Regions from separate parts of the Homo sapiens genome. Here region 1 is linked to region 2. Evidence: chromatin loops called from intact Hi-C (ENCODE). Cell type or tissue: endothelial cell of umbilical vein. All regions are shown on one strand. Each heading gives the region's core, and the rest is flanking DNA. Links, peaks and the distances in the headings are about the cores only.

What was found. A loop is a pair of places that touch in the nucleus more often than their neighbours do. Peaks named below come from ENCODE experiments on the same cell type or tissue, not always from the same donor. Only the 100,000 strongest peaks of a DNase experiment are listed, where the experiment ranks them.
Region 1: it touches region 2 in a loop (9-fold over the local background); 6 of 110 quality-filtered maps call a loop at or near these places.

The regions. Positions count from the first base shown.
Region 1 is chr7:101,187,850-101,198,235 of GRCh38, forward strand. It overlaps MOGAT3 (monoacylglycerol O-acyltransferase 3), which reads right to left. Exons shown (of 7, transcript NM_178176.4): 5 at 10,342-10,386; 6 at 8,338-8,540; 7 at 7,158-8,251. The coding sequence ends at 8,097. Among named protein-coding and RNA genes, the nearest start is that of MOGAT3, 8.0 kb to the right of the region's middle. RefSeq lists an enhancer at 7,822-8,322. In endothelial cell of umbilical vein, for the core only: a CTCF peak has its summit at 4,821 (motif pointing left); a DNase peak (open chromatin) is centred at 4,812.
Region 2 is chr7:101,090,590-101,100,975 of GRCh38, forward strand. It overlaps TRIM56 (tripartite motif containing 56), which reads left to right. Exons shown (of 3, transcript NM_030961.3): 3 at 1-7,378. Among named protein-coding and RNA genes, the nearest start is that of TRIM56, 10 kb to the left of the region's middle. RefSeq lists enhancers at 8,803-9,510, 9,511-10,218, 9,579-9,873, 9,626-9,770, 9,671-9,815 and cis regulatory regions at 9,693-9,703, 9,738-9,748. In endothelial cell of umbilical vein, for the core only: a CTCF peak has its summit at 4,425 (motif pointing right); a DNase peak (open chromatin) is centred at 4,432; H3K27ac peaks cover 1,707 bases.

The sequences.
Region 1 (10,386 bases), core at 1,030-9,029, 97 kb after region 2:
TCAAGCAATTCTCCTCCCTCAGCCTCCTGAGTAGCTGGGACTACAGGCATGTGCCACCATGCCCAGCTAATTTTGAATTTTTAGTAGAGACAGGGTTTCTCCATGTTGATCAGGCTGGTCTCGAACTCCTGACCTCAGGTGATCCACCTGCCTCAGCCTCCCAAAGTGCTGGGATTACAGGTGTGAGCCACCATGCCTGGCCTAGGCTAGACCAGCCTGGGCAACATAGCAAGACTTTGTCTCTACAAAAAAATTTTAAAAGTAGCCAGGTGTGGTGGTGCACACCTGCAGTCCCAGCTACTCAGGAGGATGATGTGGGAGGATTGCTTGAGCCCAACAAGTCAAGGCTGCAGTGAGCCCTGATCGTGCCACTGCACACTGCAGCCTGGGTGACAGAGCGAGATCCTATCTAAAAAAAAAAAAAAAAAAAAAAAAAAAAGCCCAACACTTTTTTATCTGGAGAATATTTAACATACACAAAACCAGAGAGAATACATATTTCAAAGTATCACTTTGTATATGATAAATATATATAGTTTTAGCCAGGTGTGGTGGCTCATGTCTGTAATCCCAGCACTTTGGGAGGCTGAGGCGGGTGGATCACTCGAGACTAGCCTGGCCAACATGGTGAAACTCCATCTCTACTAAAAATACAAAAATTAGCTAGGCGTGGTGGGGCACACCTGTAATCCCAGCTACTTGGGAGGCTGAGGCAGGAGAATAGCTTGAACCTGGGAGGCGGAGGTTGCAGTGAAAATTTACAGAACAATCTCATTTCTTCCACAAATAAGTTGGAAGAAGAGACAGAGAGAGACGGAGAGGAAATCTACAGATTAAAAGAAAATTAAGGCTGGGCACGGTGGCTCACACCTGTAATCCCAGCACTTTGGGAGGCTGAGGCAGGCAGATTGCTTGAGATCAGGAGTTCGAGACCAGCCTGGCCAACATGGTGAAAACCCATCTCTACTGAAATTACAAAAATTAGCCCGGCTGGGCGCGGTGGCTTACGCCTGTAATCCCAGCATTTTGGGAGGCCAAGGCGGGTGGATCACGAGATCAGGAGTTCAAGATTATCCTGGCCAACATGGTGAAACCCCATCTCTACTAAAAATACAAAAATTAGCTGGGTGTGGTGGTGTGCGCCTGTAGTCTCAGCTACTCGGAAGGCTGAGGCCGGAGAATCGCTTGCACCCGGGAGGCGGAGGTTGCGGTGAGCCAAGTTTGGGCCATTGCACTCCAGCCTGGGCAACAGAGTGAGACTCCATCTCAAAAAAAAAAAAAAATTAGCCGGGCGTGGTGGCATACACCTATAATCCCAGGTACTCGGGAAATTGAGACAGGAGAATTGCTTGGACTCGGCAGGAGGAGGTTGCAGTGAGCCGAGATCCCACCATTGCACTCCAACCTGGGTAACAGAGCGAGATTCAGTGAAAAGACAGAAAGAAAGGAAAAAAGAAAAGAGAGAAAGAGAGGAAGGGGAGGGGAAGAAGGGAAGGAAGGAAAAAGGAAGGAAGGGAAAGAAAAAAAAAGAATCTTGTGGCCAAATGTGTGGGGGTTTTTTCCCCACACACCAAGTAAGCAATCAATTCTGCAGCCGGTGTCTTTCAACCCAGTTCAATCTGGACACTACCTGGAGGTAGTGATAGATCCCACGTGGAGGCTCAGTCCCACAAGACTGTCCCCCACTACCAATGCCACTCACAAGCCTCAGGTTATTCTACCTGCACGTCTGACTGACCGGCTATATACTGGGGGTCCCATGACCCCCTGTTGGGTTCAATTAATTTGCTAGCACGACTCACAGAACTCAGAGAATCACTCACTTATATTCACCTGTTTATTATAAAGGATATTACAAAGGTTACAGATGGGCCAGGTGTGGTGACTCATGCCTGTAATCTCAGCACTTTGGGAGGCTGAGGTGGGAGGACTGCTTGAGGCTAGGAGTTTGAGACCAGCCTGGGCAACATAGCAAGACTCCATCTCTAAAAATAAATAAATAAAATGAACAAACAAACAAACAAAAACAAAGGATACGGATCGGCCAGAGGCAGTGGCTCAAGTCTGTAATCCTAGCACTTTGGGAGGCCAAGGAGGAAGGATTACTTGAGCTCAGGAGTTCGAGACCAGCTTGTGCAACATGGTGAAACCCTGTCTGTACAAAAAATAATACAAAAAATTAGCCAGGCATGGTGGTGCACGCCTATAGTCCAGTCTACTTGACAGGTTGAAGCAGGAGGATCACTTAGGCCGGGGAGGCGGAGGTTGCAGTGAGCTGTGATGGTGCCACTGCACTCCAGCCTGAGAGACAGAGTGACAGCCTGTCTCAAAAACAAAAACAAACAAACAAAAACAGGGCTGGGCTCATGCCTGTAATCCCAGCCCTTTGGGAGACCAAGGCAGGAAGATCACTTGAGGCCAGGAGTTCAAGACCAGCCTGGCCAACATGGCCAAACCCCATCTCTATTAAAAATACAAAAATTAACCAGGCATGGTGGCACATGCCTGTAATCCCAGCTACTTGGGAGGCTGAGGCAGGAGGATTGCTTGAACCTGGGAGGTGGAGGCTGCATTTCAGCCCGGGTGACAGAGTGAGACCCTGTCTCAGAAAAAAGAAAACAAAACTATACAGATGAAGACATGCCTAGGGTGAGGCATGGGGAGTGGGGTTTGGAACTCCATGTCCTCCCAGAGTGCACCACCCTCCAAGAACCTCCACATTCTCACCTATCCAGAAGCTCTCCAAACCCAGTCCTCAGGTCTTTTACAGGGGCTTCCTTGGATAGGCATGATTGACACCAGTGTAGAAGTGTGATTGGAAGCTGGGGCGTGGTGGCTCACGCCTGTAATCCCAGCACTTTGGGAGGCCAAGGTGGGCGGATCACTAGAGGTCGGGAGTTCGAGACCAGCCTGACCAACATGGAGAAACCCTGTCTCTACTAAAAATACAAAATTAGCCAGGTGTGGTGGTGCATGCCTGTAATCCCAGCTACTCAGGAGGCTGAGGCAGGAGAATTGCTTGAACCTGGGAGGCAGAGGTTGTGGTGAGCCGAGATCGTGCCATTGCACTCCAGCCTAGGCAACAAGAGCAAAACTCTGTCTCAAAAAAAAAAAAAAATGTGATTGGACAAAAAGGGTACCACCTAATACTAACACACCGAGTGGGGAAGCCCAGCCAGGCCTGTCTGTTCAGATTCTCCTCGGCCTCTCTCTGTGTAGTGTTCCTTCCTCCAGGGGATGGGGCAGGACCCTTTCTGAAATGAGGGTCTCATGACCCACAAGCAGACAAGGTAGGTCAGAGCATCTCTTAATAACCAGCTTCAGACAGAACGGCGAGGGAAGAAGATTCCGTATATTTTTAGTTTCTATGGCCTGCCTAGGTGAGAAAAAGGAGCAGGAGAGAGGAGGCCAGGAGGAGGTCAGAGACAGACAGATTGTGTTTTCTGAAGCCTGCTTCTGAGGCCAAAAGTGCCCCCACGTTCTAACAAAAGACTGTCTTTCACTTTTATCGCTCTGAAGCTGTTCCGAAGTTGCTTCGGGAATTGAGGACATAGGCCAACTACTCTAACAAGAGAAGGGCCGATTGTTTTAGTTACTTAGGAAATAACAAGGGCTTTGGGAGTTATGAGCCAAGAACCTCGGACCTATATATAGGATCTATAAATGGATATATAGATAATAGCACAGTGCCATTAAAAAAGAGACCTGAGAGAGACCCTCCTCTCTTCTCCGTGTGAGGTTAGGGCAAGAAGATGACACACGTGATGAAGTGAACCCTCTCCAGACGACATTTCGGCTGGTGCTTTGATCTCGGACGTCCCAGATTCCAAAACTTTGAGAGCTATATATATATATTTTTGAGACGGAGTTTCGCTCTTGTTGTCCAGGCTGGAGTGCAATGGCACAATCTCGGCTCACTGCAACTTCTGCCTCTCGGGTTCAAGCGATTCTCCTGCCTCGGCCTCCTGAGTAGCTCGGATTACAGGCATGCACCACCACGCCCGGCTAATTCTGTATTTTTAGTAGAGACAGGGTTTTGCCATGTTGGTCAGCCTCTTCACTCTTGTTGGCTGGGCACGGTAGCTCACTCTTGTAATCCCAGCGCTTTGGGAGGCCGAGGTGGGATGATCACTCCAGCCCAGGAGTTCAAGACCAGCCTGGGCAACATGGTAGAACCACTGCGCTCCAGCCTGGGTGACAAAGCTAGATCCTGTGTCAAAAAAACAAAATAACAAAACAAACAAAAAAACACAGAAGGTCGTGACAGATTTTTTTTTTTTTTGAGATGGAGTCTCACTCTGTCATCCAGGCTGGAGTGCAGTGGCGCAATCTCTGCTCACTGCAACCTTCGCCTCCCGGGTTCAAGTGGTTCTCGGACCCCAGCCTCCCAAGTAGCTGGGATCAGGGGCACCTGTCACCATGCCCAGCTAATTTTTGTATTTTTAGTAAAGATGGGTTTTCACCATGTTGGCCAGGCTGGAGAAGGTCGTGATAGATCTTTAAGCAGAGCTATGGGGATGGCGAGGAGGGCCCTGGACCAGCCTGGCAGGTTGGCAGGTTGGGGAAGGTGTCTTGGAAATGGAACCTAAACTGAGTCTTGAAACTCCCCTTCCAGATAAGAGGTGCTGGGTCCCTCAGGTGGGAAGGGACAGCCTGAGTAAAGCCCAGGGCTGAAACACAGCCTGGTTTGCAAGAACAAGCAGTTCTGGGTCGTCTGCCCTGGGTGGGGCTGCACCTTGGACCCAGCCTGTAGGCAGAGGCTGGCTAGCCCCCGAGGACTTCAAGCAAGAGAGGGACAGATTTGCCTTCTGTGTAGAGACCGCCCTCTGGTGGCCACATGGAGGATGGCAGGAGAGAATGGCGCCGAAAGAAAAGCGGCAGGCTGAGCTCATAAAGCTGCGAATGCTGTTCCTTCTTCCTCTTTTTCAAAAGACGGATTTTGGGCCGGGCTTGGTGGCTCACGCCTGTAACCCCAGCACTTTGGGAGGCCGAGGCGAGCGGATCACGAGGTCAGGAGATCGAGACCATCCTGGCAAACACGGTGAAACCCCATCTCTACTAAAAAAAAAATACAAAAAATTAGCCAGGAGTGGTGGCAGACGCCTGTAGTCCCAGCTACTCGGGAGGCTGAGCCAGGAGAATGGCGTGAACCCGGGAGGCGGAGCTTGCAGTCAGCGGAGATCGCGCCACTGCACTCCAGCCTGGGCGACAGAGCGAGACTCCATCTCAAAAAACATAAATAAATAAATAAAATAAAATAAAATAAAAGACGGGTTTTGCTCTGTTGCCCAGGCTGGTGCTGTGGTGCAATCTTGGCTCAGCCTGTAACTCCTGGCCTCAAGCGATCCTCCCACCTTGGCTTCTCAAACTCTGGGATGACAGATGCATACTACCATACCCCGCCCATCCCCAGTGTCTGGAAAATGTGCCCACTGGAGAAATCTATTGGCCGGATTGTGACTGGTTGGATGCTCCCACGGCAGGAAAGGGGGAAGGACAAGTGGCCACGTCGAGGCCTGCCTGAACTCCAAGGGTATCCAGGCCGAGGTTGCTCAAACCCAGAGCTGATTTATTTTTATTTTTATTTGTTTTTATTTTTTGACACAGTCTTACTCTGTCGCCCAGGCTGGAGTGCAGCGGTGCAATCTCGGCTCACTGCAACCTCCGCCTCCGGGTTCAAGCGATTCTCCTGCCTCAATCTCTGGAGTAGTTGGGATTACAGACACCTGCCACTACGCCCAGCTAATTTTTGTATTTTTGGTAGAGACGGGGTTCACTATGTTGGCCAGGCTGGTCTTGAACTCCTGGTCTTAGGTGATCCTCCTGCCTCGGCCTCCTAAAGTGCTGGGCTTACAGGCATGAGCCACCATGCCTGGCCTGAACGAAACATTTCTATGCTCCAACTTAAAATGAATGTAGAACTTATTATCTGAGAATGACCCAGGGAAGTCATGGGACTGCCCATATTTTCATGCAATAAAGGGAAAATTCTTCCCACAAATAAATTTTATAGGACGGTAGAAGCAAATATAGGGCATTCCAATTACATTTCAATGAGTTATTCTTGATGAAGTCCTGGATACACAAAGCCAGCCAGCAAATAGGATTGACCAAAGTCAGAGGATGCTGTGACCACCCCAGGGCTCTTTTTGTTTGTCTGTTTGAGACGGGTCTCGCTTCGTTACCCAGGCTGGAGTGCCGTGGCACGATCTCGGCTCACTGCACCCTTGACCTCCTAGGCTTAAGAGAGTCTCCCACCTCTACCTCCCAAGTAGCTGGGATGACAATCATAAGCCACCACACCTGGCTAATTTCTAGAATTTTTTTTTTCATTTTTTTCATTTTTTTTTCTTTTTAGCCGGAGTTTCACTCTTGTTGCCCAGGCTGGAGTGCAATGGTGCGATCTTGGCTCAACACAACCTCCGCCTCCCGTGTTCAAGCAATTCTCCTGCCTCAGCCTCCTGAGTAGCTGGGTCTACAGGAGAGCACCACCACGCCCAGCTAATTTTTGTATTTTTAGTAGAGACGGGGTTTCACCATGTTGGCCATGATGGTCTTGATCTCTTGACCTCGTGATCCACCTGCCTCAGCCTCCCAAAGTGCTGGGATTATAGGTGTGAGCCACAGCAGCCGGCCATAGGACATAAGCTTTTTTTTTTTTTTTTTTTTTTGAGACGGAGTCTGGCTCTGTCTCCCATGTTGGAGTGCAGTGGCACAATCTCGGTTCACTGCAAGCTCCGCCTCACGGGTTCACGCCATTCTCCTGCCTCAACCTCTCAGTAGCTGGGACTACAGGCGCCCGCCACCATGCCTGGTTAAGTTTTTGTATTTTTAGTAGAGACGGGGTTTCACCTTGTTAGCCAGGATGGTCTCGATCTCCTGACCTCGTGATCCGCCCGCCTCAGCCTCCCAAAGTGCTGGGATTACAGGCGTGAGCCACCGCGCCCAGCCTCAGCTGTGTTCTTAACTCTATTTTTCCTTCACTGGGGATGGTACCATTTCCCCGTCCTGTTAAGTGCCCTTGACTGCTCTTACCTTTAGCTCTTGGAATTCCGCCATCTACCCTAACTTCACCTCCATCTAAATCCTGCTCACTCTTCAAAGCCTGCCTCTCCACGCATCCTCCCTCCTAACTCCATCCCAATGCCCAACAGCTCTTTGCTAAGCAGATGCCTTTATTTACAGACAAAGAAGTAAACAGGCAAAAGGAAGAGGCTTGTCCAAGGTCATGCCACAGACTGAACTCTCACTGGGAGGACAGTTCAGGGTCCTGATACCCAATCTAAGGCAGCAGCTTTGTAGCACATCAGGATGGGGGCAGGTCATGCCTGGCCATGTTCACTTCCAGAACGATTATAGCTTTAACAACATTTTTTTTTTTTTGAGATGGAATCTCGCTCTGTTGCCCAGACTGGAGTGCAGTGGTGTGATCTCGGCTCACTGCAACCTCTGCCTCCTGGGTTCAAGCGATTCTCCTGCCTCAGCCTCCGGAGTAGCTGGGATTATAGGCATGAGCCACCATGCCCGGCTAATTTTTGTAGTTTTAGTAGAGAGGGGGTTTTGCCATTTTGGCCAGGCTGGTCTTGAACTCCTGACCTCAGTTGATCCACCTGCCTCGGCTTCCCAAAGTGTTGGGATTATGGGCATGAGCCACCACGCCCAGCCTACTACAGCTTTAACAGTCTTTTTTTTTTTTTTTTTTTTTTTTTTGAGATTGAGTCTCGCTGTGTTGCCCAGGCTGGAGTACTGTGGTGTGATCTCAGCTCACTGCAACCTCCGCCTCCTGGGTTTAAGCAAGTCTCCTGCCTCAGCCTCCCAAATAGCTGGGATTACAGGCACATGCCACCATGCCCGGCTAATTAACAACATTATTTTTTAATTTTTGTAGAAATGAAGTCTCACTGTGTTGCCCAGGCTGGTCTTCAACTCCTGGGCTCAAACGATCCTCCCACCTTGGCCTCCCAAAGTGCTGGGATTACAGGCATGAGGCACTGCGCTGGGCCCAGAACTACCTTTTATTGGAGGCATGGAGTCCACAGTGGGTGGAGGTCTCAGTGCCTTGGGCTCAGGGGCTCAGCGAAAGGCCGCGGCCAGGCCTAGATGAAGGTGAGGCAGGTGGAAGCGGGGACCCCACAGCTTTCCTTGTGCTCCTCGAAGAGCTGCTCCAGGGCCGTCATGTAGAGGGCGTGATAGTGATTGACTTCCTCCTCGGTGGGGTGGAGGCGCTGGGGGACGGGGATGGGGCGGCCCACTGCAGGGAGAGGGAGACAGGTGGGCGAGGGATCCCTGATGCCCACGCAGCTGCTGGTGGCCGTCCCCCCGGAGGTGGGCACTCACCCACAGTGGTGATGGGCACAGCAAAGGGCAGCAGGCCCCAGGAGGTGGCTGAGAAGAGACCGCGACCCCAGAAGATGCAAGGAGAGAAGCCCATGAGCTTCTTGAAGGTGAGCTGGCACCAATGCTGCCAGGAGCCTGTGGCAAAAGCCTTAAGTCTAAAGATGTCATTCTCCCCAAAGGAGTACACGGGCACCAGGGACGCCCTGGGAAGGAGCAAGAGAGAAGAGGGGGCTCAGGCTGCTGGACTGCTCCGAGATGGGCACCCCCAGGGGCTACAAGTCCTTCCCACTACGTCCAGATGCTACCTCCCAGGGTCATTCAAAGCACATGACTATGGCTACAAAGAAAGATCTAGAAGACAGGACTCGCATTTCTTTCTCTTTCTTTTTCTTTGTTTTAGAGAGAGGGTCTTGTAACCACACCTGTAATCCCAGCATTTTGGGAGGCCACGGTGGGAGGATCATTTGAGGTCAGGAGTTGGAGACCAGCCTGGCCAACATGGTGAAACCCCCGTCTCTGCAAAAACATAAAAATTAGCCAGGTGTGGAAGTGGGTACCTGTAATTCCAGCTACTACAGAGGCTGAGGCACAAGAATCGCTTGAACCTGGGAGGCAGAGGTTGCAGTGAGCTAAGATCACACCACTGCACTTCAGTCTGGGTGACAGAGTGAGACTTTGTCTCAAAAAATAAATAGGCTGGGTGCGGTGGCTCATGCCTGTAATCCCAATACCTTGGAAGGCTGAGGTGGGTGGATCACCTGAGGTCAGGAGTTCGAGACCACCCTGACCAATATGGTGAAACCCCATCTCTACTAAAAATACAAAAATTAGCCAGACGTGGTGACGTGCACCTGTAGTCCCAGGTACTTCAGAGGCTTGAACTCGGGAGGTGGAGGTTGCAGCGAGCCGAGATCACACCACTGCACTCCAGCCTGGGTGACAGAGCAAGACTCCATCTCCAAAAATTAAAAATTAGAAAATTTTAAAAAATAAATAATTTAAAAAATTTTAAAAGAGACAAGGCCTTGCTCTCTTGCCCAGGCTGGAGGGCAGTGGTGCAATCATAGCTCACTGCAGCCTCAACCTTCTCCGCTCAAGCCATCCTCCCACCTCAGCCTCCCGAATAGCTGAAACTTCGGGCGTGCACTACCACACTTGGCTAATTTATTTTATTTTATTTTTGTAGAGATGATGTCTCCCTATGTTGCCCAGGCTGGTCTTGAACTCCTGGCTTCAAGTGATCTTCCTGCCTTGGCCTCCCAAAGCACTGGGATTGCAAGTGTGAACCACCACGCCCAGCCGGGACTCACATTTCTTGAGACACAGTTGTGTAGTGGGCCTTCTCATAGTCATTTTCTCATTCGGTCTTTGCAATAACAACATCGTGGCAAGGTAGGTATCAGCCCTCTTCGCAAGTAAAGAAACAAGTCCGGCCGGGCACGGTGGCTCACGCCTATAATCCCAGCACTTTGGAAGGCCAAGGTGGGCGGATCACTTGAGGCCAGGAATTCGAGACCAGCCTGGCCAAAATGGTGAAACCCCGTCTCTACTAAAAATACAAAAATTAGCCCGGAGTGGTGGTGGGCGCCTGTAGTCCCAACTACTCGGGAGGCGGAGGTTGCAGTGAGCCGAGACCACGCCTTTGCACTCCAGCCTGGGCGACAGAGCGAGACTCTGTCTCAACAACAATAACAAAAAAAGAAACAAGTGCAAGGTCTTGCCTTTGAGTTGGGGTCAGAGAGGGAAGCCAGGGCTTCTGAGACCGAGGGCCCTGCTATTTGCATTATGGTCCTGTCTCCACGGATGTGGGAGGGAGCTTAGGGTAAGCGGGCCCCATGTTTGGTACCGAGTCATGCCCTGGAGAGCCCACGTGGGCCTCGGTGCAGGGCAGGGCGCTGGTCTCTGGGCACCCGGATCCCCCATGCAGGGACCTAGATGTCTGGGGACTGAGAGAGGGCATAAACCAGCAGAGAACTGACAGGTAGGGCCTGCACGCGCACTCACCCGTGCCTCAGCGCCAGGCGCACGAAGCCTTTGCGCTTCTGGAGC
Region 2 (10,386 bases), core at 1,176-9,175:
TTCCAGACCCCATCTCGAAAAAAAAAAAAAAAAAAAAAAACAGAAACAACAGAAAAAGCAGGTTATCCATCACTTCTCAGCTAAGATCAAGTGTTAAAATAAATAAATAAATAAATAAATAAATAAATAAATAAATACCAAGTTATGAGTGTCAGAGCAGGGGAGCCCTCCACGCAGCCACGGAGCCAGTCTGAGGGAAGAGGTACATAGGATAGAAAAATCTCTAGGCTCCAACGCTTCTGCTTCGGTGTCTTTCCATTTCCCAGGGTCTATGTGTTGCCTTCTCTTCATTTTCCAGCAAAATTCCTTTTGAGATATGTTGGCCTTCACTCGGCTGAACTAGGGGGTGAAGGAAGGTTGTCCTCTGTGGGCCACTATTGCTGGGGAAACAGCTAAACCCTGCAGGCCAAGTGGAACTTGGAGGTGCCAAGAAAACCTAGAAGGTGCAATGGGGCTGCGACGGATAGAGGTGTCAAACCAGAAGGGAGGAACCCGTCGGAGGTGGGCTGTGACCACCGGACCTTTTCATAAGTGGTGGCAGTGGTAGAATTGAGGGGGCAAGTAGGCTTGGAGAATGTTTTTAGCCAGGGGCTGTTGAGAGATGGCAGAAGGGGGTCTTAATGTGGGGACTGTGGACAGTGGGGCATTCGTGGGAACCAGAGGGATTTTGGACAAGTCCAGATGGAATGTGCAGGGCATAGGTAGAGGGAAAAGAAAATCCCTTTCTGGGAAAACCATTTCTTGTTTATTGAAACAATGCAGGACATCATCAAAGTCCGGGTGGACACATTCCATTATCTACAAATTACAAAGGTAGGCACAGCAAAGAATAATGAAGATTATAAGAAAACCAAGCGCCAGGCACGGTGACTCAAGCCTGTAATCCCAGCACTCTGGGAGGCTGGGGTGGGTGGATCACTCAAGGTCAGGAGTTCGAGACCAGCCTGGCCAACATGGAGAAACCCCATCTCTACTAAAAATACAAAAATTAGCTAGGCGTGGGAGCGGGCGTCTGTAATCCCAGCTACTTGGGAGGCTGAGGCAGGAGAATCATTTGAACCCAGGAGGTGGAAGTTGCAGTGAGCTCAGATCGCACCATTGCACTCCAGCCTGGGTAACAAGAATGAAACTCCATCTCAAAAAAAAAGAAAAAGAAAAGAAAGAAAACCAAGGTCCCTCTCCCTCTCCCTCTCCCCACGGTCTCCCTCTGCCTCTCTTTCCATGGTCACGGTCTCCCTCTGATGCCGAGCCGAAGCTGGACTGTACTGCTGCCATCTCGGCTCACTGCAACCTCCCTGCCTGATTCTCCTGCCTCAGCCTGCCGAGTGCCTGCGATTGCAGGCGCGCGCCGCCACGCCTGACTGGTTTTCGTATTTTTTTGGTGGAGACGGGGTTTCACTGTGTTGGCCGGGCTGGTCTCCAGCTCCTAACCGCGAGTGATCCGCCAGCCTCGGCCTCCGGAGGTGCCGGGATTGCAGACGGAGTCTCGTTCACTCGGTGCTCAATGTTGCCCAGGCTGGAGTGCAGTGTCGTGATCTCGGCTAGCTACAACCTCCACCTCCCAGCCGCCCGCCTTGGCCTCCCAAAGTGCCGAGATTACAGCCTCTGCCCGGCCGCCACCCCCTCTGGGAAGTGCGGAGTGTCTCTGCCTGGCCGCCCATTGTCTGGGATGTGAGGAGCCCCTCTGCCCGGCTGCCCAGTCTGGGAAGTGAGGAGCGCCTCTTCCTGGCCGCCATCCCATCTAGGAAGTGAGGAGTGTCTCTGCCCGGCTGCCCATCATCTGAGATGTGGGGAGCACCTCAGCCCCGCCGCCCCGTCTGGGATGTGAGGAGCGCCTCTGCCCGGCCGCGACCCAGTCTGGGAGGTGAGGAGCGTCTCTGCCCAGCCGCCCCGTCTGAGAAGTGAGGAGCCCCTCCGCCTGGCAGCCGCCCCGTCTGAGAAGTGAGGAGCCCCTCCGCCCGGCAGCCGCCCCGTCCGGGAGGGAGGTGGGGGGTCAGCCCCCTCCCGGCCAGCCGCGCCGTCCGGGAGGGAGGTGGGGGGTCAGCCCCCGCCCGGCCAGCCGCGCCTTCCGGGAGGGAGGTGGGGGATCAGTCCCCGCCCGGCCAGCCGCCCCGCCCGGGAGCGAGGTGGGGGGCGCCTCCGCCCGGCCGCTGTCCCGTCCGGGAGGTGGGGGGTCGCCTCTGCCCGGCCGCCCCGTCTGGGAGGTGAGGAGCCCCTCTGCCCGGCCACCACCCCGTCTGGGAGGTGTACCCAACAGCTCATTGAGAACGGGCCATGATGACGATGGCGGTTTTGTGGAATAGAAAAGGGGGAAAGGTGGGGAAAAGATAGAGAAATCAGATTGTTGCCGTGTCTGTGTAGAAAGAAGTAGACATGGGAGACTTCATTTTGTTCTGTACTAAGAAAAATTCTTCTGCCTTGGGATGCTGTTAATCTAAGACCTTACCCCCAACCCCGTGCTCTCTGAAATATGTGCTGTGTCCACTCAGGGTTAAATGGATTAAGGGCGGTGCAAGATGTGCTTTGTTAAACAGATGCTTGAAGGCAGCATGCTCCTTAAGAGTCATCACCACTCCCTAATCTCAAGTACCCAGGGACACAAACACTGCGGAAGGCCGCAGGGTCGTCTGCCTAGGAAAACCAGAGACCTTTGTTCACTTGTTTATCTGCTGACCTTCCCTCCACTATTGTCCTATGACCCTGCCAAATCCCCCTCTGCGAGAAACACCCAAGAATGATCAATAAAAAATTAAAAAAAAAAAAAAAAAAAGAAAACCAAGAAGATGGGAAAACCATGCAGAATTGATTTGACGAGGAAAGCCTTGGTCTCTAATACATGCAATGACTAGAACAGTATTTGGTCAAAGAACCACATAAGCTCTGTACCCTGGAGGAAATGTATGCAGGCAAGGACTAGTAAAATAAAAAATAATAATAATTAAAAAAAAAAAAAAGAAAGGCTGGACGCGGTGGCTCACACCTGTAATCCCAGCACTTTGGGAGGCTGAGGTGGGTGGATCACCTGAGGTCAGGAGTTTGAGACCAGCCTGGCCACTACGGTGAAACCCCATCTCTACTAAAAATACAAAAATTACCCGGGTGTGGTGGCGCATGCCTGTAATCCCAGCTACTGGGGAGTCTGAGGCAGGAGACTCGCTTGAACCTGGGAGGCAGAGGGTGCAGCGAGCCGAGTTCACCCCATTGCACTCCAGCCTGGGTGTCACAGTGAGACTCTGTCTCAAAAAAATAATAAATAAATAATTAAATCCACTTGCAGTGGTCAAAAATAAATGTTAAATAAATGGGTGAGAAATCTTGCGGAGAAATAGACTCCTGGCACTATAAAAATGATCCTGGAGAATAATTTGGCTAGACTTTGCAAGAATGACAAAAATGATTATAAGAATCAGTTGTCTCACTTTGGGGAATACATTCTGGGAAAATAATGTAAGAGAAAAAATATTTGCATACAGACATTTGAGGCTGCTCTGTATATTACAGGCAAGAACTGGAAACTGTTCGGCTGCAGGGTGACAGCTAACTAGATTGTGGTTTATTAGGGGAATGAGCCTTTCTTTGTGTATGACAACTATGAAAACTATTGAGAAGAAATAGTTACGTGATACAGTCATAATCCTCAAAAACGGAGAATCAGGAATTATGATCAAATAGTGATAGTAACAAGGAAAACATCTGTCTAAATAATTACTGAGTAGAAATAGGTTCGGAATTTGTAAATAGTCATTAATTTGGGAGATTGGGGTTTTTTTTGTTTTGTTTTTTGTTTGTTTTTCATTATTTTGTGCTATTATTCATACGTGTACATTTCTACTTCAGTTTTTATTATCCATTACATAACATACATGCTTGATTATTTGCTTCAAGGAAATACACCTTTATAAGTAATACTCAATAACTACTGGGTTTGAGAATGAAGGTGTCAGAACGAATGAGATTGTCCTATGAAAGAAGAGGCAGGAGCCAGGGAGGAGGATCCCACCCGGCCGGGGCTCAGCCAGGAGGCAGGGCCATTGGGGCAGGGTGGCAGTCCAAGGAACCGCTCTGGGAAGGTTTGCAAAGGTCGGGGTCCCCCCTGCCAGGTGATCGAATTATCGTGGAGTGTCTGGAAGGCGGGGGAAGTTTTGTTGAGTTCACCAAATAACTCAGACCAACTGGAAACCAAGTGGAGTTTCTACAGGACCAACTAGAATAGGGATCAGCTACATGGGGGCGGGGGGAGGGGGGCAGGGAACGGTGTCTGTCTTCATTGCAGCTCTGTCTGCAGAGCCAGCACTGTGATACCTCATAGTAGGTGCTCAGTGAATGTCTGTGAAGTGAATTACTATCTAGACAAGGATGAGACTGGTATGACTCTCCAAAGCTTTCCCACCTCCAAAACCTCGGCTTGTGGGGAATCTCCAGTAGGGGGCACTGTGGACACGGTTCGCATCTGCCTCCCAAGGCTGGGCTCCGCGTCAAAAAAAAAAAAAAAAAATGAGACTGAGCCAGGTGCAGTGGTCACTCCTGTTATCTCAGCACTTTGCGTGGCCAAGGCGGGAGGATGTCTTGAGGCCAGGAGTTCAAGACTAGGCTGGGCAACATAGCAAGACCCCATCTCTACAAAAAAATTTTTAAATTAGCCAGAGGTGGTGGCATGCACCCGTAGTCCCAGCTGCTCGGGAGGCTGAGGCAGAAGATTGCTCGAGCCCAGGAGTTCAAGGCTGCAGTGAGCTCTGATTGTGCCACTGCACTCCAGCCTGAGTGACAGAGCAAAACCTGGTTTCCTAAGGGGGGGATAAAAGAGGGAGAGATGAGATCGGGGTGTCCCGCTTCTGTGCATGTGGAGGGGGTAACTGGGAACCGTGTACTGTAGGGGATCGCACACCTTGGGGTGGAAACAGCAGCTCTCCGGAGTTGCATGGGAGCCATGGGCAGTGGTCCTGGCTGGTGAAATGATTCTAGCCACGTGGCCCACCCAGGGGGCAAAACAATAGAAACCTTCAGAAATGAAACGTCACCTGGCTGCAAGAAGATAGTCCCACAGGCGCCCTAGAGATGGGGATGCCAAGTGGCTTCTCGGGAAGCTGTAAGAATCCACAGGGCATTGTAAGATGGAGGGAAATATTAAGTTTTCTTCGTAAAGAGGTGAGGGGGGCGAGAGCAGCAAAGGACACTGGAAAATGAGAAGCATGGATGGGAAGTGTTGCATTGAGCATAATTTGGAGGTAAAATCTCCAACACCGTAACTGAGTGGCCTGGGGACCTGATAGAAAGCCCTGCTCAGGACTAAGGCAGAGTTCCCAGTTATATCGCAGATACAAAGAGACCAGGAACACGCTTGTAATCACAGCACTTAGGGAGGCTGAGGCGGGTGGATGACCTGAGGTCAGGAGTTCGAGACCAGCCTAGCCAACATGGTGAAACCCCCATCTCTACTAAAAATACAAAAATTAGCCAGGCGTGGTGGCACATGCCTGTAATCCCAGCTACTCAGGAGGCTGAGGTGGGAGAATCGCTTGAGCCCGGGAGGCAGGGGTTGCAGCGAGCTGAGATCGTACCACTGCACTCCAGCCTGGGCAACAGAGTGAGACCCTGTCTCAAAAAGAAAAAAAAAAAAGAGAGAAATCAGGAACATCATGAAAGATACAGCAAAATGTTTTACCCCAGCCCACTGCACCACACCTGGGATTGTGACAATTAACTTGATAAATTGTTCCTTTTCCTGTTCGGAACTGACTAGGTTGTGCGTGGATGGACCAGTGAAAAGAAAATCCTGTTTGGGTAGGGAAGAGGGAAGTAGAAAACCTCTTTCGTATTCTTGGTGTCAAGAAATGGGAAGAGAATGAGGGAGCAGAGACCTGGGTTGAGTGTTGGCTCTGCACTAAACAGCTGTGTGATCTTGGTCTAGTGCCTTAACCTCTCTGAGCCTCAGTTTGTACATCAGTAACATTGGGATAATGACATCCACATGCCCACTTCACAGAGCTGCTGTGAGGACTGGATGAGAAATGTAGAGAAGTATTTCGGACACCATAAAGCTCAAATACAAGGTGTTGGTTAGGAAAAGTTTCAACTGACTTGTACCCACCTGATACCCCTCCATCAGCATAAGCGTGTATGAGGATGTTAGGTACATGTGTTGTGAGTGAAAGCTCTGGAACACCCGAGTAGAGCTTTCTGCAAATCAGCTTCTCCTTCAGAGGAGACCATTTTGTTTTGCTTTCCAGCAGTTACTTGAAGAAGCCTTATCTGAAGTCACAACAGTGACTTCAGGAATAGAAGGGACCAATGGCCAGCTTGCTGAAATGTAATGCCATTCTTAAAAGCCAGCTAAGAATCAGACCGTATTAGTTAAGGACCCATAAGAGTAGACATTTAGAAAAAGTGAAAAATGGCAAGAGTGGCCCAATCTTTTGAGAGTTTAGAGAAAATATCATTTGGAAAGGGAGTAGCTCTCCTTCTATTTTAGCCTTATTATTACGGTATCTATAAAGCAATGCCATATTCTAAATCTGCAGAAATAAAATTCTAAGGGGCGAAAGTCCAAGGCAGAAGTCAAAAGTTTTGCAAGGAAACCGATGAGGTTGCTGACCTGAGCTGGGCAGGGTTGAACAGGCGAGTGCCAAGATCAAGGTCTCTGATTGTCTCTCCTTGAAAGGTAAGCAGAGAACTAGGGCTATCCCATAAATTAAGTGGGAGATTGGAAAGGGGTGCGGACTTCTGTATTGGGGAGAAGGTCTTGGATGAACTGGGGCAGAGAACTGCCAGAGAGAGTACCTAGGAATACGTTGTTAGCAGGAGAAAGACCAAGTTCAGATGCAGACTTGGGAAAGTAGGTAACTTGACCAAAGGTAGCAAAATTAGACTACCCAACTGGATTGTGAATGCAGTTTATGAAATGGATCAGGACAGGAGCAAAAATAGATTTTCTAGAAACTGCAGACTCCTGTGATTGGAGCAGTATACAAAGTACAGCAACATCAGACTAGATCTCACCTGAGGTGCTGGGTGAGAAATCTTAGGGACCAGATGGAAGAGGGCCTGTGTATAAAGACATTAGGAAGGAGGTTTGGGAGGGCAGCCTGACTTGTCTCCAGAGAAAGTTAGAACTGGTTGACTTAGCAACCAAGGGACACTGGGTCAAAGACGAGGAATCAGGACGTCGGTGCCTAGTGACTGAGCGCCAGCCCAGCCCATTTCTCTACATTGCCATGGGCTAAACCCAGTGTGCTGTAAACTCTTCAGTTCCTTTGGTTATGGATTTTGTATCTTTTCTGTGTTTCTTAATAAAGTTCTTTTGAAAAATGGGAACCTTTCTCAGATGGGAATTTTGTATCTTTCCTCTGTTTCTTAATAAAGTTCTTTTGAAAAATTGGAACCTTTTCTCAGAAGGGTTTATGGATACGGGGAACCTTTTTTTTTTTTTTTGAGACGGAGTTTCGCTCTTGTCGTCCAGGCTGGAGTGCAGTGGCACGATCTTGGCTCACTACAACCTCCACCTCCCAGGTTCAAGCAATTCTCCTGCCTCAGCCTCTTGAGTAGCTGGGATTATAGGCACAAGCCAACACGCCTGGCTAATTTTTGTACTTTTGGTAGAGACGGGGTTTCACCATGTTGACCAGGCTGGTCTAGAACTCCTGACCTCAAGTGATCCACCCGCCTCAGCCTCCCAAAGTGCTGGGATTACAGGCGTGAGCCACTGCACCCGGCTGGATACAGGGAACCTTTAACAACCAGGCCCAGATAGTGAAGGAAATCAGGTCATCAAAGCCACCCAATGGTAGGTAGCTCCCAGGGTGGCCACACAGATTCCTTGGGGACATTGCAGAAGCATGCACCTTCTGGGTGGGAACCAGTAGGTGATCTGGCCCATGCTGGCGCATGCAGGGCTCCACCTGGGCACACGCAGGTGTGATATGCAGGAAGTACATGAGGGACCCAGGTCATGGTGGCTGTGCCCACCACGTGGGGCTTTGTTTTGGGGTTTGTGGAAGCCAAACAAGCACCTGTGGGTACCTTCCCTTTTCTATTTTTTCTATTTATTTTTTTGAGACGGAGTCTCTCTCTGTCATCCAGGCTGGAGTGCAGTGGCGTAATCTCGGTTCACTGCAACCTCCACCTCCCGGGTTCAAGTGATTCTCCTGCCTCAGCCTCCCGAGTAGCTGAGATTACAGGCACCCACCACCATCCCCTGCTAATTTTTGTATTTTTAGTAGAGACAAGATTTCACCATATTAGCCAAGCTGGTCTCCAGCTCCTGACCTTGTGATCTGCCTGCCTTGTCCTCCCAAAGTGCTGGGATTACAGGCGTGAGCCACCGTACCTAGCCCCCTTTTTTTATTTTTTATTTTGTTTTTTGAGACAGGGTCTCACTTTGTCGCCCAGGCTGGAGGGCAGTGGTGCGATCTCGGCTCACTGCAGCCTCAACCTCCAGGGCTCAAATGATTCTCCTGTCTCAGTCCCTCAAGTAGCTGAGATTACAGGCACTCACGACCATACCTGGCTAATTTTTGTAGAGATGGCATTTTGCCATGTTGGTCAGGCTGCTCTCAAACTCCTGGGCTCAAGCGATCTGTCCGCCTCGGCCTCCCAAAGCACTGGGATTACAGGCGTGAGCCGCCGCATCCAGCTGCATCTGTGGGTACTTTCCAGCCTGTGGCATTTGGGGTCCTCCCTGCAGGGGGGGCGGGTTCTAGGAACATCTACCTACTGGCCAAACCCACTCCCCTAACCTGGTATCCAAGAGCCCCCAAAAAAGCTTCCTTCCTCTCCCCTCCAAGTTTTCCCAAAGAGGAAGAGGAATGATCTCAGCCTCTGGCCTCCCCATCAAATACAGGAGAACCGATAGCAGTGGCTGAGATCTTGCCTTCGCCTGCTCCCCATCCATTGACTCCCAGAAGCCTTCACATTCTGTTACATATGAGAAAACCAACCGAGGCTTGGCGAGGCTTGCTCAGAATAAGTCGATTTCAATTTAGACTGAGAACTGTCTGACTCCAAAGCTGCCCTTCCTAGCACCCAATGCCCAGTTCTCTGCCTTCTCAAGCAGCTCAAATCCTGGCCGAGTCACTTGAGCCTATCTGTATCTCTGTTTCCTCATTTATAAGATGAGTGAGTGGATGAAATAAGATCTGAGATGCTAAGCCGGGTACAGTGGCTCACGCCTGTAATCCCGGCACTTTGGGAGGCCAAGGTGGGCAGATCACCTGAGATTGGGAGTTGAAGACCAGCCTGACCAACATGGTGAAACCCCGTCTCTACTAAAAATACAAAATTAGCCAGGTGTGGTGTCGCATGCCTTTAATCCCAGCTACTTGGGAGGCTGAGGTAGGAGAATTGCTTGAACCCGGGAGGCAGAGGTTGCAGTGAGCCAAGATGGCACCTTTGCACTCCAGCCTGGGTAACAACAGTGAAACTCCATCTCAAAAAAAAAAAAAAAAAAGATCTGAGATGCTGCCCCGTGCTAATAAACCAGGCCCTGGTCCCTATTAGGAGAGGTCTGGAATTTTGACCTAAGGGGGGTGCTCAGAGACACACCATGCACCCTGCTGGCATCCTGTTCAAGGCCCCCAAGACGGAGATGGAGAGACACAATGACAAGCGGGGAGGGAATGCTTTGAATGGCTTGGCGGGGGAGAGGGCCCTCGGCTGCCGGTGACAGCCTGAATAAGAATTCTGCAATTCATCCTCTGATGACTCAGCTAGTTGGACCGGCGCCTCTGCCAACCCTGGGGAGCATGAGTCAGCAGCTGAGGGGGCCGATGGCAGGAGAGATCGCTGTGGTCCATGTGAGCAGTGACTGTAGGGAGAACGGCCTGTTCCCAGCTCCTAACCCCAAGGCGGAGCATCTGCCTCTGCGGTCGGACACACACGGGCCTCAGGTTCTTAGCCATGTGGCCAAGCCTCCTCCCTCAGACCCGATCTCTCCTCCTTTGCACTAGTGCAGTCACAGCCCCAGAAACGCAGGGGTCACGTCTGCTCCCCACAGCCTTGGTGAGCAGCCGTATCTGCAACAAGAGACTCTGCTCCTCCCTCCTCTTCACTCTTTCCGTGGGGTTAGATTGACCTCCCAAGCACAGCAACGAAGCCCATGCCGGAGAAGAGGAGAAGGAGGGACGTGGCGCAGGCCAGGTACATGGCTGGGCAGATGGCCACGGCGTCCTTCCCTGCTTCTGGGGGTTGGGGAATGGGTTTCTCGGGGGTTGATATTTTTGCTCAGGGGCCAACTCAGAAAACCTTCCTTCACACTTGGAAACAGCCGTATCTATGTTGCCTCCCGTGATCGTAGGTTAGGGACGGTCCATCCACTTATTCACTTATTAGAAGAAAACAGCCAAAGCAAGCCAAGGTGCAGCAGACCCCCGAGTCCAGAGAGCTGCTGGTGGC